Linked DNA regions of Mus musculus: region 1 is linked to region 2. Evidence: chromatin loops called from intact Hi-C (ENCODE). Cell type or tissue: left cerebral cortex. All regions are shown on one strand.

Region 1 (8,000 bases), 47 kb after region 2:
TTTTTATTAGTATACTGTGATATTTTAAAAATCTATCTCAAAATTAATTTTGTATTCGCCTGATTTAGCTAATTTAGATTTACAGGCTAATGTTTGTTATTTGACTTTTCCCTTGTGTAAGTTGTGTGTTTCTTACTGACTTTGTTACAGTTTGGTTTCAGACATGAAAGTCGCACATTCTAAGCGTACGTTCTGATGGTTTTTCACTAGTGTGTACCATCATGCAGCCATGACCACAATAAGGATAAATATCATTTCCCTCCCAGCCAAATGTTCCTCCTGCCCTTTAACCCTCTGCTTCCTGCCTTCCACCTCCGATCTGTTTTTATCTCCGTAGTTTCCCCTTTTCTTGAATGTCACATAAATGGATTCTCACAATGTGTAGACTGTGACATCTGCCTTGCACTTAGCAGCTTGCTGCTGCTGTCCGTGTTGTTAGAGTCTCAGTATTTCATCTTTTCACATGTGAATAGGCTTCCCTGGTGTGTACCTACCTGGCTTGCCTCATCCAGCAGTAGCTGCACATTTGAATTATTTCCCTGCGGAATTGTAAATCAAGCTGCTGTGAATACTGACCTGTGACTCTTTGTGTGAACAGATAGTTTGTTTTTAAATTTTAACCAAAAGTATACTTTGTTTCTGTTGCTGGGTTGTCCTCCTTGGCAACACTTGAGCCTCCCCGCTGGCTCTCCCTTCCTTTTGCCTTCTGTCTTGATTTCCTTTGGGTTCTCTGTTTCTTTCCTGCTTCGTTTAGGTTGGATGGGGTTTTACTTGGTTTTATTTTCATAAGTCTGTGTTTTATCGTGAAACCATCTTTCAGTACTTGCCCTAGGTCCGCTGGCATCCTGTCTCACTTACAGTCTCACACTATGTGGATCAGCTCCACTTTTTCTCCACAACAGTTCAGGGATCTTAAACTTTCTTAATTGTGGTCACTTGCTTTTGCTCTAGTGGTTATATAATTGCTTACAACCATTGCCATGGTTATATCATTTTTAATTTGTCTTATCTTTAGGCATTGCTCATCACTCCGCTGCACAGTTTGTGGCTGTCTGGGGTTAGACATACATTGGCTCACCGTTTCTGCCTTATTGCAGTTCGTTGCTCTTGGCTGTGCATCCTGTAGAAGTTTCTTGGATAACAATGCTTTTTGATTTAGATTTCCTTAATTTATCTTTGTTTGCTCCCAAATACATTTCTATTTGCTTTTGGTTATGAAAGTTAGCTTTGCCAGCCATACAGGCAGAAAGTATAATTTGCTCCCAGTTTTTAAAAGACATTTCCCCAGGATTTCTCATCTTCCAGGAAATCAGCCATTAGCCCATCATCCATCACTGGTAGCTAGCTACTCTGCCTTTTTCCCTGGCTAGTGACATCTTAAGTAGTAGTCAGCTATGTAGTCTGGTGAGGACCTCTTTTATTTAGTATCCACTTGGCTTCCCAGATTTAGAGAGTCTGGAAACTTAGAGGAGAGATCACCTCTCATGCTGGCTCTCTGTCTCCAGCCTCCCTCTCTCTCTCTCATGGTGTGTCTCTTCTCTGTTTGCTTGCAGGTTTGTGTATACTTTCTATACCACCAGCTCTACTTCAACTGCATCTGATTTGGTATCAAACTCACTCATTGAGCCTCTTATTAATTGCTATTTTTTCCTTGATTTATTTTGCTTTTTAAAAATATGACTAATCATAATTTGGTGGTTTTTAAAAAAATTTTTTTGAAGTCTTTTCTTTCTCTGAACCTGTGTGTTTTTCACTCTGCACTGAGTCTGTCTGATGCCTGCAGCCTCTGAGAAGCCGAGTCTACAGTTTGCTCTGCCTCATTCTAATTCAGGGTAGGCCTAGATTCTTGTATGGTGTGTGAATTCTGCTTTGCTTTGTTTTGTTGTTTTTTTTTTTAATTGTGAACTGAATTTCTGGGATCTCTGTGAATGAAAACACTTTGAAACTTGGATAAAATTCATTATTCTGAAGATGTATTCCATTTGCTTCTTCCAGATGCTCCTCAGCTTCCTATTGTTATATACATATAGATAGATAGATAGATAGATAGATAGATAGATAGATAGATAGATAGATATAGATATAGATACATATAGTTATATATACATACATATAGTTATATATATATATTTATACATAGTTATATATATAATTTTTTATTTCAAGTAGAGTGAGTATGAGCTGGAATTTTCTAAGGGTAATTTCCCCCTCCCCTCCCCCTTCCATTGCTTGCCTTTGCTTATGGTCCAGGGGAAATTTTTTCTTACCCACTGTAGATTCCTCTTCAGAGTTATTGGCTTTGGCGCTTGTATCCTGCGTGTAGACATTAAGCATTCTTTGAAAGCACAACCTCCTTGTTGATTATCTAACACACCCCCAATAGCCATTAGCTCCTGCCTCCTGCTTCAGGGTTAACTGAACCCTGTGTTCTAGCTTTCTTGTCCCTTCTGACAGTTGTTATTATCTTAGAGTTGAACCATCCCTTGCCTCCAGCTCACGCTGGTGTCTTTCAGGGCCCTTTGTGCGTATACCACATCCTGACAGTAGAAGTCCTCCTGATTTCAGAGCTGAACTATCCAAATGGGAAATGATAATGGCTGACTTAGATCTTTTTCATGGTTATTTTTTAGTTCCGTGACATTGCCTTAATGGCACAGGAGACTGATTCTCACTTAAGGACAGCTAGCACATCCTTGACTAGAAATCAAAACTCTGAGATGCTTCAGTATGGCCACTAAGAAATTTTCGAGTTTTAGAGAATTTTGGGTCTGGGATTTCTACAATTAGGGATGGTTAAATGTCCAAGATCACACAGATGTCCCCAAGTCTGAAAAGTTCTAAAATATGATACAGTATTGGTTTCTGGCATTTAAAGTGGTTTTCATAACTATTAATATTTACTTTTAGAGGACTTTGTGTTCGTTTTTGATCCACTGAAGCAGTGTTATAAAAAAATCTATAAGGGCTGGAGAGCTGGCCCAGGAGTTAGGAACACTTGTCCTTGCAGAGGACCAGAACCTGATTCCCAGCACCTGCATGGCAACTCACAAGTATTTATAACTCTAACCCCAGGGGGATCCAATGCCTTCTTCCGACCGCCAGTCATACAGACGTACATCCAGGCAAAACACCCAAATACAAAAGTTAAAAGAAAAGTAGCATATAACTAAAATCGTTAAGAATAAAGCTCCCACCCATTCACTTGCTTTTCAAGAAATGCTGATGGAGTTCTTTATCTTTAGGTTTTGGGGAACAGATAAATCATGAATTACAGATGCCTACCCTTGTTGAGCTTAATCCTAGTTAAGGAGATAGACAGATAACAAGATAAAAATTCTGGCAAGTGTGATGAATGTAACTGGGAGCAGTCGAACACTCACAGGAAGATGGGAGTTATTTTTTTCATATTTTAAAGAACAGCTCTAAGACTGATTGGAGCTCTGCTTATATTAAGATGCATCCAAACTGTTAAGTAAACATTGTATCACTACACCGTAATTAATTCTAACTTAAAGTAGAGATTAATATGTCCATTTGTAGAAGTTAATAGATTGAAACAGTGAGTGTTTTTATAGATCTCTGGGCATCTCTACTGAAAACACAATAAGACACTGAGAAGATGGCTCAGAGGGTAAAATGTTTGCCACACAAGCATGAAGACCTAGAACTCATGGAAAAGTGGTGGGTATGTGTCTAATCTACCCCCGAGGGTGCAGACACAGGCAGGTCCTTGAAGTTCATTCACAGGCCACTCTACCCAAATTGATAACGCTTCAGGTTCAGTGAGAGACCCTGTCTCAGAAATAAGGTGTAAAGAGATTGAGAAAAGATACCCGATATTGACTTTAGGTACATACACTACACCCCCCACACCCCACAAACACACACACACACACACACACACACACACACACACACACACCAATTAAATAAAGTATCAATTTCAGTAAAACACCAACTTTATGGTAACAAAATTAAAGATTCCTTGAGTTTAAAAAGCTAGCATTAAATAGGAAAATACTCATTTCTACCCCTCAACCTCCACAAACCCAGAGACAAACAAAATATTCACCAACCACTAAATACCCTAAGGGCCTAATTGTCTGTTATACTCAACTCACTGTATTGGTTCTGAAAGTCCCAACTGGTGAAGATATAATAGGCTATTCATTCCTTTAGTACAAAAACTGACAAACAGGTCAGAAGGAAGCAGCAGAGAACAAAGGGAGCAGCGAGTCCTGGGGTGACAAGCAGCAGGCACCGTTTCTAAAGGACCACCGTTAACCTGGCGACCACAGCTCTGCAGACCAATAGCGAAGGGCCATTTATAGCTCAGTTCCCACGAGGGCACAACTGTGCTCTGTACAGCACGTCGGAGGGGGACAGAGAGTTTATTGTTGAACAATGGTAGTGGCTCCCCGCAGGAAGTAGGGTGAATGTCTGGGTTAGCGGCACTGGTGACTTCATTGATCTGACCTGGGTAAGGATCAGACAGGACTCTGAACAGGAAGAGTTGTGGGTGGTTTATTCATGAGAACTGTGCTTTTTATGGGTTTTGCTTTTTTAGTAGTGAAAGCATTACCCAAGATGTTTCCTTGCTTACTGTCTATCCTGAGATTTTTGTTTCAGGGAGCGAACTTGATGGGGAACAAAATATCCACCTTCCTGTAAGGACAAAGGGTTTCTGGGAAGCTGCCAGTCACTGTCTCGGGTTTGAATTGTAAAAACCAACAGACGCTTCTTCGGAAAGGATTCTGTAAACCTTTTCTGTTGTTGTTTTTTAAGTTAACCAATAGTCTGCGAGAAAGCAACTGTTAACTCGTTTTGTTATTTATCTGTGTTTCCCAACCCGTGTGCCGAGGGGCTCTGGGACAGCGTGTTAAGTCCGAGGGCAGCTCCAGAGTTGGCGGCATACATTGTCCATCGTGGGGGACACGCCTGTAGAGCCCTGTGCCAGTATTAGCCGGAAGCAGGTCCTACTACATCAGCATTCAACTGCACCACGTTCTCTTGATGACCTCATCTCAATGCTAAAGTGAGAACAGGAAGGGAGGGTGGTGGGGTCTATGCTGACGCCACAGCCTGATGTTCTGCAATACTAAGAGATACAGAGATGATCTCGTAATACGTTTTTACAAGGTTATTTAAGAAGGAAATAAAAGTAGTGCTTTTTACTGTATAAGTGTTTGTCCAACAGTGACTAAGTCATTAGTCCATAAATAGTTATATTGTCTGGGGTCAAATGACCTAACAAACAAATAGCACCATTGAGCACTTGTATTATAACACAGGCACTGTTAAGTACTTACTGGTACTCTAAGAGATTTACACGTTATTTGGGAACCTGTAATGTGTGTTCCATCCCATGGACACCCACACACAGTTTTGAATTTATTATTTGCCGTTTGCTTCACATATTATGGAAGTCGTATAGAATATTATTTAAATTTTGTAATAAACAATTTGCTTTTACTTGACCTTCCATATTTTTAAGCCAGCCCTCTAAGGACTTGCCGCTCTTCCCCTTTCGTCGGAGGTCTGGTCAGACTCCTCGCACAGCCTGCTTGTTTAGATAGCCAGTATCCGGCAGTTCCATGGGCTACACCCCTGGAAAACGATTCCCAGGATCAAAGAACAGGGACTTTCTAATGCCTGTATTATCCAGATGGAGGGTGTGCATGCCAAGCTGCCCCTTACAAGACATTATATTGATTCCTTTCCCTTGAGAGTGTTTGAGATTACCTCAGCCAAACCAAGGACTGCATTGGGGAATTCAGTCATTGGTGCTCAGGGTTGTGAACCAGCCAAAGATGTCCCTCCTTCCCAACCACGGAGTAAGTGCAAGGCCAGTGAGAAAGCTGGCTGAGTCTGTGCTGGCCAGAAGTGCGCAGAGCCTCCAGTTCAGGAACTGCAGCAGGAGCTAGCGGTTGCTCAGAGCAGCATTTGAGAGTGGCCACACAGGAAAGAGGAAAGCCGTTGCTAGGAAACTTCTCCTTTTGGCTCATTCCAGGCTTATCTAAACAGGACCCTCCTCCACAGGTTGCACTGGAGAACAAGGATGTAGCTCAGTGGTACAGTGCTGTCTGAGCATGACAAAGCTCATCATTTGATCCCATTACCAAACAAACTCAGTGTGAGTGGAACATGCCTGTAATGAGAGGCAGAGAGCCAAGGTCTGGGTCCAGGGAGGTAGCTTAATTACATGTTGCTAGCTGTCCATGTAAGCCTAAGAGCTGAGTTCAAGTCTCCAAGATCCTTAAAAGCTAAGCATGGTAACATGAGCCTATAAGCCCTGTGTCAGGGTCAGAGAAAGGGAGAGATCCCTGGGGCCTGCTGCCCAGTCAGTCTGGCTAACTCAGTGAGCAACCCTGTCTCTAAAAAGAAAATTAAAGAGGGCAAGCAGTGAAGACAGCACATGACACTGTTAAACTCTGGCCATCACACACGCACACACACACACACGCACACACACAGAGAGATGCACCTCATGTGCATGAACACAGAGAGAGCACACACTGATACACACAGAGACATATACAAACAGAGAGATTAGACAAACACAGACACATACATACACACACATATGCACAGAGAGACACACACATACACACAGATGCACCTCATGTGCATGCACACAGAGAGAGCACACACTGAGACACAGACAAACATATACATACAGATAGACAAACACAGACACACACACATATGTACAGAGAGACACACACAAACACACACACAGATGCACCTCATGTGCATGCACACAGAGAGAGCACACACTGAGACACAGACAGACATATACATACAGATAGACAAACACAGACACACACATAAGTACAGAGAGACAGACACACACAAAGACAGAAAGGGGCTTATCCAAGGTCATTTTTATGGCCAACCTTGACTTCCTGACACCTTACCTCACCACACACACACACCTATGCACCACATGAATGCACATGGAGACATACATACAGAGATATAGACACACACACGTACAGAAAGAAACAGACAGATACACACAAAGACAGAGTTATCAATGGTCATTTTCAAGGCCAACCTCGGCTACCTGAGACCCTGCCCCATCACACACACACACACACACACACACACACACACACACACACTTCACCCTGTACTGCAATTCCATTCTACCTCCGTAAGATGAGACAAATGACCCAAGACAGGAGTTGACGTTGGGGATGCTTTTGGAAGGACAAACTTCAGGATAAAGATCAAGCAAGATCTTTTCCTCTGCAGTCCCCAGCATCTGTGTTTCCATCTCTGACCAAATATGCATCTCTTTAAATATTTAATTGACTCCTAAGCTGATATTTTCAGTTCTGTCTCAAGAAGGAAATGTGTTATGTGTTTTAGGCTTAGAACATGGAAGCTATGTGTATATCTTGGAAATGTTTCCGTTTTAAGAAAGCTCTGAAGCCCCTTTTCAGCCCTTTAGGAGATGAGCCATCTTGTACAGCTTCATCTCTTTTCAGCCCTTTAGGAGATGAGCCATCTTGTACAGCCTTGTACAGCTTCATCTCTGGAACGTCCTGAGCACATAAGCGTTTGTGGGCGTGGGCATTTCACAGGATGCTATATGCACTGCCCCCCCCCTTTTTTTAAGAAGATGAATATCCACCTTTTCTCAGTTTATGCACAGAGCTGACAAGATGTCTCAGTGGGCAAGGCACTTGGCGGGAGGGTGTAAAGCTGGATGCGGCGCCCCAGCTGCATGCAGACCCAACAGTCATGGCAACTCAGCTCTAATCCTAGAGACAGGGATCCCTGGAGTGACCAGGCTTGCTTGGGTAGCCCAGTCCTCAAGCTCCAAGTTCAAGTGAGAGGCCCTGCTTCATTATTAGGGATGCAGATTAATAGACAGGACAGTTAATATCAGCTTCTGGATTCAGCATGTGTGTGCTTGCATGCATCCAAGCTCGCCTGCACATGCACCCATGCATGCAAATGTGCACACACGGACAACAAAAAGACATTTAACA
Region 2 (8,000 bases):
TGTTGACAACTGGAATTAGCAAGCCCAGAAGTTACCACTGCTCAGGAACTTGCATAGCCGTGTTGTATAGATTCTAGCCTGATTCTACTCATAAATTGAGCCATCAGATTGCTTCTGTCACACTTATTCAGCAAGTGGATCACCTGCCCAGGCTTTGGAGCCCTGTGGGCTGCAGTCATCTGTGCAGGTTGGCAACCCAGAGACCGAACTCACTGTATGTCTCAAATGTTCCTTGTTTTAAGGAGTTTGAACAGTTGTTGGACTACACACTCAATTAATTACACAAGTTATTAAACTTTGCAATTAAATCTGACTTAATTTTTTAAGCATTTGGAGGAATTTGAGGCAGAATAGCAAATCATCAAATGAAAGACTGCAAAGCCTGGCAAAACCTGGCTAGCTTGCTTGTCACGTCTGCTCCTCTCCGGAATACGGGGCAGGCACTGCCCATAGTGTTTGACCTAGCAAAGCATTCAGTTTTCTTCCTGTCAAGTTGGATTCTGAGCCAGCAATAAGAGAGCAGAGAGCCGGGCCTTGTCTGAAAATTTCTCCACATTTTTATCATACGGTTCAGATAGTGAGTGATCAATCTCTGTGGTTGCCTGTATTGGGATTTTCTTAATTCAGCACAGCTGAATACAAACAGGAACTCAAATCCTGAATCATGTCAAGTCAGTTGGTGTGGACTCTGCTGCCTGAAAGACCCACTCCGAACCAAAGCAGAAGTCTGTTGAATACTTTATAGAAAAAAATTCTAAGTTACATTTAGCATCTTGTAGGCCTCTAAGACATTCCTCTCCTTTGCTATTCAGTCCCCGACATCATATTCGAGCCCCTCAGAAGTAATGCTTGTGGCCATGTGTTGTGTGTGCGCTGGTAGGTAGGTACAGGACGATCGTGAGTCCGAGGCCTGCAAGAGCTTCCTAGTGATGTTAAGGTCAGCATGGACCCCACACACTAGAGATCCTGTCTTGGAAACAACAGAAGGTTCAGCTGTCCCAAAGCTTTGCCGCCCCTAGTGCGTAGCACTGCCTCACCCATGAGCAATACTTAGCAAGGGTTTAGTCAATAGCTTTTACTCAACTGCAGAGACATATCTAGATTTTACCTTAAACATGCATTCAGTGACATTTCACTGAAAACATGCGTTATAACATTAAAACACGTATACACAGATACGCAGACACACAGAGAGACAACCTACCACTACCACCACCAACAACAACAAATAACCACATCCCTATTGGACATTTCCCTTTCTTTCATCTCTCTAAGTGACAAGTCTTTTTTCCCCCTGATTTATTTCTAGAAATATCCTTTGGTTGACTCTTTCAGGCCACCCTATTTTTCCTGTCCTGGCCCTAAGCTATAACCTTTTCCTCATTCTTGGCATTGACTGTGCAAGCAGCTTAAATCCATTTCCCAGACTCAGCCTCCCTCTCCTACACTTGGATCTTGTGCTATTGCTTATGAGAAAACATCTGTACATCCTTTGACCTATACTGTGTATAAAATCTGTATCTCTGCTGCCCAGCAGTCACCACTATCCACAGGTAGCCAAAGTCCTGGAATTAAGACTAGTGCACATTGGTAGATGCTATATGTGAACAGTCCATATTATTTCAAGAGCCAGTGTAAAATGTAAAATATCTCATTAATAATTTGTATATTAAGACAGAGCATATTAAAATAATATATGCATACTGTTGTACTATAATATATATTACTTATAATATATATTTTATATATATTTGGGCTAATCATCTGGGTTATTTCCTAAAGCTTTCTAAATTACAAGTTCTCTTTGGCATCATTCTCTAAAACCTGCAAAAACAGAATCTTAATGGCTCTGTTAGCTAATGCAGCGTATATTGTGATTACGAAAGTATGGATCCACAAAGGCAGTGGGCTTAAGAAGTTTGCATAGTTAGTGGCCTTCCTGGCACCCTTGTTAGACTGAATAAACAGAACTCCCTGACAGATCCTCTCCAGTCTACCATGTGGGACAATCTGACATTCTGGTGAGTCACTTTCTAATGATAGTCTTTCTTTCGTTTTTTCGTATGTAAGAAACCAGCGTTTTAAATAAGATGTGGCAAATATTAATCCCTAATTAATGATCTCTTAATGCAGCAAAATGAATTGCAATTTCTACAGAAACAAGGAGACAATTTTTATGTATATCAGATACCCCAATATGCAGTTAAAAGAGTATAGAGTGCTTCAAATCCTGTGAAGGCGAAGCTCTAGGAAAATCCTATCAGTTCCAACAGCATGTACCATTTCTGCATGCTGTTAAAGTGCAGGCCTGGGGAAGCAGCTATGTTGGCAGAGTACTTATCTAGCATGAACAAAGCCCTAGGTTTGATCCGCAGCACCACATCACCCAGCATAACACACATAACACATTTGTAATCCCGGCATCAGGGGTTCAGGCAAGAGGAGGGAGATTATTTTTGCTGTGTGCTTTCACCCCTGGAAAATGCAGAAGGAAGAAGGCATTCTTCGGTCAGTCATCAGTTGCCTGAAAATGGCTGCGAGCTCCTGTTCCAGAGTGCCTGCCTCATCTGTCTCCCTGTTTCGTGTCTTGAAGTGGAAAGAACCATCAGAAAATTAAACAATAGCAGTCGAATACCTAGGAGCAGGAGGGATTGATTCCTGAAGTGAGTCAGGGGTGTGTCATCCTGTGTGACACTGACACCAAGCTAATTGAATGTTGAGACAAACATGCGTTTGCCTGTGTGTGTGTGTGTGTGTGTGCGAGCGAGTGCGCACTCACACATGTGTGAGTTAAAGCCTTCCTGTCAGTATGTGAAGTGACTGTGAAGGGCACCACAGCAAACTCTGGTTCTATCAAGAATGTACCTATTTTTAACATGCTGGATCAAGTGTCTGCAGTCATAGGGGATGAGGAAGGAGTAGAGAATGTGTGTGTGTGGGGGGGGGGAGACTGACTTGAGGAGATTCTGTAAAGGACCCTCTGGCGTGTTTACAGTTCAGCTGTGCATTCTTAATGGCTCCACTGCTGCCAGGTCAGGTAACATTTTCTTTGCATGTGATGAATGGCAGAGAATTCTCTTGCAAGGGAACCAAGGAGCTGGGAGGGGGGAAAGGGGAGGACAGGGATAAGAAACACACAGCTCCAGAGGGGTACAGCCCTTGCTTTGCAGTTGCCTGTGTGGATAGAAACCAGATGGCATGCTGGAACACCCGCTTGGCTATCTGAGGAGCCAAACATATGGCTAATGGTGGGGAGAGCGAGCCTCAGAGCCAGAGCTTTGCTGATGTTTCATATTACAGATTGTTACAGTGTGTCATTACATGGCAAACCTAAGTGCTTAATACCCACTGCAGGCGCTGGCCATACACTTACAAGAAGGACTGTTAACTCTTTGCTGGCTCTGAATGGAGGAGTGACATCATCGGGAGACTGAAAATGTCTGGTGTGGAGGAGAATTTTGTAGTGGAAACAATATTGTTTTAAAACGTGAGAAGCCATCACTCCACTGAATTCAGCTGTGCTCTGAGAACCTTTTTGTACGAGACTTTATTTCCCCTTCTCTTCCTATTTCTCTTTCTTTCTAACACACACACACACACACACACACACACACACACACACACACACACACACACTGAGGTTGGGGGGGGTGCTAAAATCAAAATCCAGGCTGCGACACCACTCTGGTGGGTCAGACAGCATGATCACCTGGAAGCCACATAGCTGCACTCAGAGGTCGCACATTTGAAGTTTCTGTTTGGGAAGCTCTGGGCAACAGCAGGTCTGTGTTATCTGAGGAGCTGCTGAGCCCATTCATCTGCTTTTCACAGCCCGCTTCCTTTTATTTTTAGCCAGATCCGTCAGGCCTGACAGGCGGGTAATTCGAGCCAGAGGAAGGGCAGCGCTCCAAGTCCTTTCCACAAAGCAATTCTTCTCCTCCCTCCTGGGAGGGCTCCAGACTTGGCCTGCTTCGGGCAGATGGATTTGTTGAGTCATGTGAGAGAGAGCATTTACACAAAAACACAGTGAGGCAGTGGAAATGAGACAGAAAGAAGGAAGGAGAGAAAAAAAGAAAGAAAGAAAGAAAGAGAGAGAGAGAGAGAGAGAGAGAGAGAGAAAGAAAGAAAGAAAGAAAGAAAGATAGATAGATAGATAGATAGATAGATAGATAGATAGATAGATAGATAGATAGATAGATAGAGTAGAGCAGCCAAAGCAGAAAGGAGGGTGAGTGAGCCAGGGAAGCTTGTGGCCTGCAGCGTGCAGCCTAGTGCAGGAATTCTGCAGCAGTCAGTGCCCGAGGAATGCCATAGAGGCTCTTGTATATAAGGTAATGTCTAGTTTACTGCATGGGTGGAACCCGGCTAGACGCTTCCTCTTTTTAGCAGAGGAAAGCAGTACTGGGAAACTTATATGTATGTATATATATATTTTTTACAAGCAGCACTCAGTAACAAAGACCACACTGTGACAGTGTTGGTTCCAGTAGCGGTAACTGACCAATGGGCTGCTTTAGAGAAAAAAATGAGTTTGCTTTGTGATGTAATACAAGTTTGCTTTGTCTGGACGCCAGCAAGACTGAGGACACAGAGGAGGGGGAAGAGGAAAATTGGACCAGGACTTTTGGTTAATGGTTTCCAGAGATCATTGAGAGAAGTTGAGTGGAGGGGGGAAAGTGGATAATGTGGAGAGTTGCTGTGAGGTATACCGTAATTACGGTAGGTAAAACAGAGCTTTTCCTATGGCTTCCGTGCTCAAGCTGATGTGAACGGTTTTGAAACGCTGAGGAAGGCATTGTTTCCCCCCACCCTGCCAGCACCCCCACCATGGCACTAGTTTCTCCTTTAGCATTTGGACAGTGAGAAGAACCAGATTCTACATTATGGGAAGCAGCATTAACTTCATGGATCGGTTTTGCTTACTCTTGGTACCACAGGCCTTTAAAACAGTCCGTGGAAACGGTCCCCGCTGCTCATTCATAAAGTTTGAATTAGTTTATATACAATAGTGCAGGAATTCTCCCGGTTTTGCAGAATGAAAGTCTGCCTAAGAGAAAAACGACCAAGTTATCTAAGTGTGCGATCCGTCCAATGGAAGAAAGCACACAGTGCAGAGATCAGGAAATACATGGACACTGAAATGGAAATGGAGAGACGAGGGAGTGACTTCATAGACAGCATCCCCGCAACCTTGCATTTATTCTGAACTCCACTAGTGCAGCCTTCCCCGCCCCCTTCTCAGCCTCCCTAGAATGTAGGTCAACTTCACCATGGCTCCTCATATTTTGTTAGCATTTTAAAAGTTGGAACATTTTGCCGATGTTTTGAGACGGAAATGTATTTAAGTTGCCTGGGTGGTTTCAGTAATTCTGGAACGGAGCTCTCACATTCCTGCTGTTGCTAGTCACCAGTGAACTGGAGTAGTCAGCATGCAGAAACAGCTTCAACTAGAACAAGCACAGCGCTCACAGTGTTGCTGATCAGACGCTCTGACGCTCACACCCCTCCACGTCCCTTCACGCTGCTCCGGTGATTCCGCTGCGCTCTTACAGGGCCGCTTTGAGTTATTATGCTTGAAGGAAGAATGAGGACATTTTTGTGGCTGTTGTGCATTTTAGGAATCCCAGACTACACAGCAGCGACATTATCATTATTTTGAAGTGGCTTTGTTTTAACCCTACTTTATAACATCGAGTCTTCCCTCTCCAGCAGGGCATCTCTTACCGCGTGGCTGATAGTTTGGACCAGGTAATAATTATGGAGAATGCACTATAGCTGAGACCTCACATCTTGAACCCCAAGCATGAAGTAGTGAGAGCAAACTGGAGGTAAAGGAGGCCTTTTCATTTCAAAGCCTGCCCCAGTGATGTACTTCCTCCAACAAGGCTGCACCGCCAGACCCTGGGGTCATTTTTTGTTCAAACCACAGCACGCGCTGGATCTGTGCTTTACCACTGAGCTTGTAGTTTATAGGTAAACTCAGCATTTGAAATGGAAATATTAGGTATATAAAGTTTCCTACATAGCAAACAAATGATTTTAGGGAGAATTCTGTCTGTCTGTCTCTGTCTCTCTCTTACACACACACACACACACACACACACACACACACACACACACACACACGCACGCACGCACGCACGCACGCACGCATGTGGATTGGGGAGGGAAAGGAGGAGAGGGAGACAGAGAGAGAGAGAAACTGAGACCTGGATTTTGTTCTTGAAGAACAGCCCCTTTCTTGTACTCTGGTCTCAGCAGGTAAAATCCCTCCAGGCTATATCATAGGTCTTTCCCCAGAGTTACACCAGAGGAAGTGGCCCTGCTATCAGAGCCCTGGAATGTTGATATCAGCAGCAAGGAAATGTCTCATTTTCACAGCACCCAGAGCTGGAGCCTTAAGCTCACCCACTCTGTATCCCATCCCAGAAAGAGAAAGGCCGATAGGGTAGGCTTTCTTCTTAGGAGCAGAGCCGACTTCCTTCCCATGCTGGTGACTGCAGTCTCCTTGAGAAGGAATGTGTGCCTTTCCACAGGAGAGGCAGGCATACATTTCCTGTTTATTTTGTGAGGACTGGTGTCAACTGCTATAATGAGATCAGAGGAGCCCCTGAGGGACGTGGCCTGGCTGTGTCTGTGCCAGTCCCCTGAGCTGAGCTGTTGTTGGAGAAAGCAGGCAGCCCTACAGTTCCTGCTGGTGACATAGTATGTGACTGTGCCCTTGCTGTTTCTTGTCCCACCAGTGTCAGCATTCCATCATCCAGTTGTAAATTATGCAAACATAAACCTAAGACCGACTGCTTCCTTGCCTGGAAGGCTCCTGCCAAGAATGGCTTGACAGGCCCGGGCTTTCCTTAAGCTCTTTCTCACCTGACTACCATTAGGAGGAAGAGTTTAAGAATAAGTCGCAATATAGCTGATACGACAAAGAATGTATTTCTGGGTCTAACCTGAGCAGCAGTTAAATGAACACATATGGGAAATAATTATGGCAGAATTGAGTTTTAATTGGACATTTCGAGCAGACTAGAATATCCTGAGCAGGCACAAGCTGACCCACTTTTTGATAACCCCTCCCAAACATGCACATAAAACCTTAGGTATGTCCAAAAAACCAAAAAAAGATAGTTTCATGTATATGAGCTCAAAGCAGGATAGTGACAGTACCAAGTGCTGAAAGACTCCAAAGCTACCCACCGTGGTAGTGTAGGGGCTACCAGCTCTCAGCTGTCGGGGCTGAGATGTTTATACTCACCAGTGGAATTGTTTGTTGAGAAGGGCAAGAATGTCCTCTAAAGCATCATGTTTGAATGGATCTGGTTTCCTTGCCAGCATGGTAAGTGACGAGCTATTTGGATTTTGAAAGTGGTTCAGATCATGAAAGCACTCGGGCTGTGGTCAGACCAAACCTTATCTTTGTGGAATAGTTTAACAACGCAGCACATGACAGTGCCTCAGAGAGAACAGGCCATGCTACAGCAAAGCTGGTAATGAAGAGGACAGATCCTGCACCACACAGATGATCTTTGGGGTGGCCTTGCATTCGAGCCTGTCATGCTGCCAAGTAGAGCTCTCTTCAGGGAATCAACAGAAGCATTTCCCCCAGAGAAGCAAGACAGTACACCCATTCCAGGCCTCCAAAGTGGGCGGATTTAACCTGTATATATCACCTCCTGTTGAGGAGAGTCTCTCTGTATAACTTGTTGTCTGGGTCTGCTTGAAAGAAAATAGGTCCTGTAGTTGTGGCTTTGATGGAAGAGTGAGCTGGCCTCTTGGTTTCTTTAAAGAGGTGCTTTCTAATTCTCTCCCATGACATCAGTCCCTCCTCAGTTGGAAGTAACCCACTAGACTGTCATTTGAGATTCCCACCAAACTGTAGAAAATGGACTTGCCTGAATTATTCAAGCCCTCAAGAGAGACGCTCTAGAAATCTATCAGCATGTGTCGTTTGACTTTTCCTGGGAAGACAAGAACACAAGTCTATTCACCCCAGATACAGC

What was found. Peaks named below come from ENCODE experiments on the same cell type or tissue, not always from the same donor. Only the 100,000 strongest peaks of a DNase experiment are listed, where the experiment ranks them.
Region 1: a loop joins it to region 2, with 2.8 times the contacts of the local background. A loop is called at or near these places in 5 of 42 quality-filtered maps.

Annotation. Positions count from the first base shown.
Region 1 is chr4:32,347,071-32,355,070 of GRCm38, forward strand. It overlaps a transcript of Bach2 not described here. Among named protein-coding and RNA genes, the nearest start is that of Bach2, 66 kb to the right of the region's middle. In left cerebral cortex, no CTCF peak of the experiment used is centred here; DNase peaks (open chromatin) are centred at 4,474, 4,986, 5,951 and 7,607; H3K27ac peaks cover 1,065 bases.
Region 2 is chr4:32,300,010-32,308,009 of GRCm38, forward strand. It overlaps a transcript of Bach2 not described here. Among named protein-coding and RNA genes, the nearest start is that of n-TGccc3, 74 kb to the left of the region's middle. RefSeq lists an enhancer at 1,894-5,401. In left cerebral cortex, no CTCF peak of the experiment used is centred here; DNase peaks (open chromatin) are centred at 3,242, 3,901, 4,380, 4,518 and 2 more places; H3K4me3 peaks cover 1,260 bases; H3K27ac peaks cover 3,167 bases.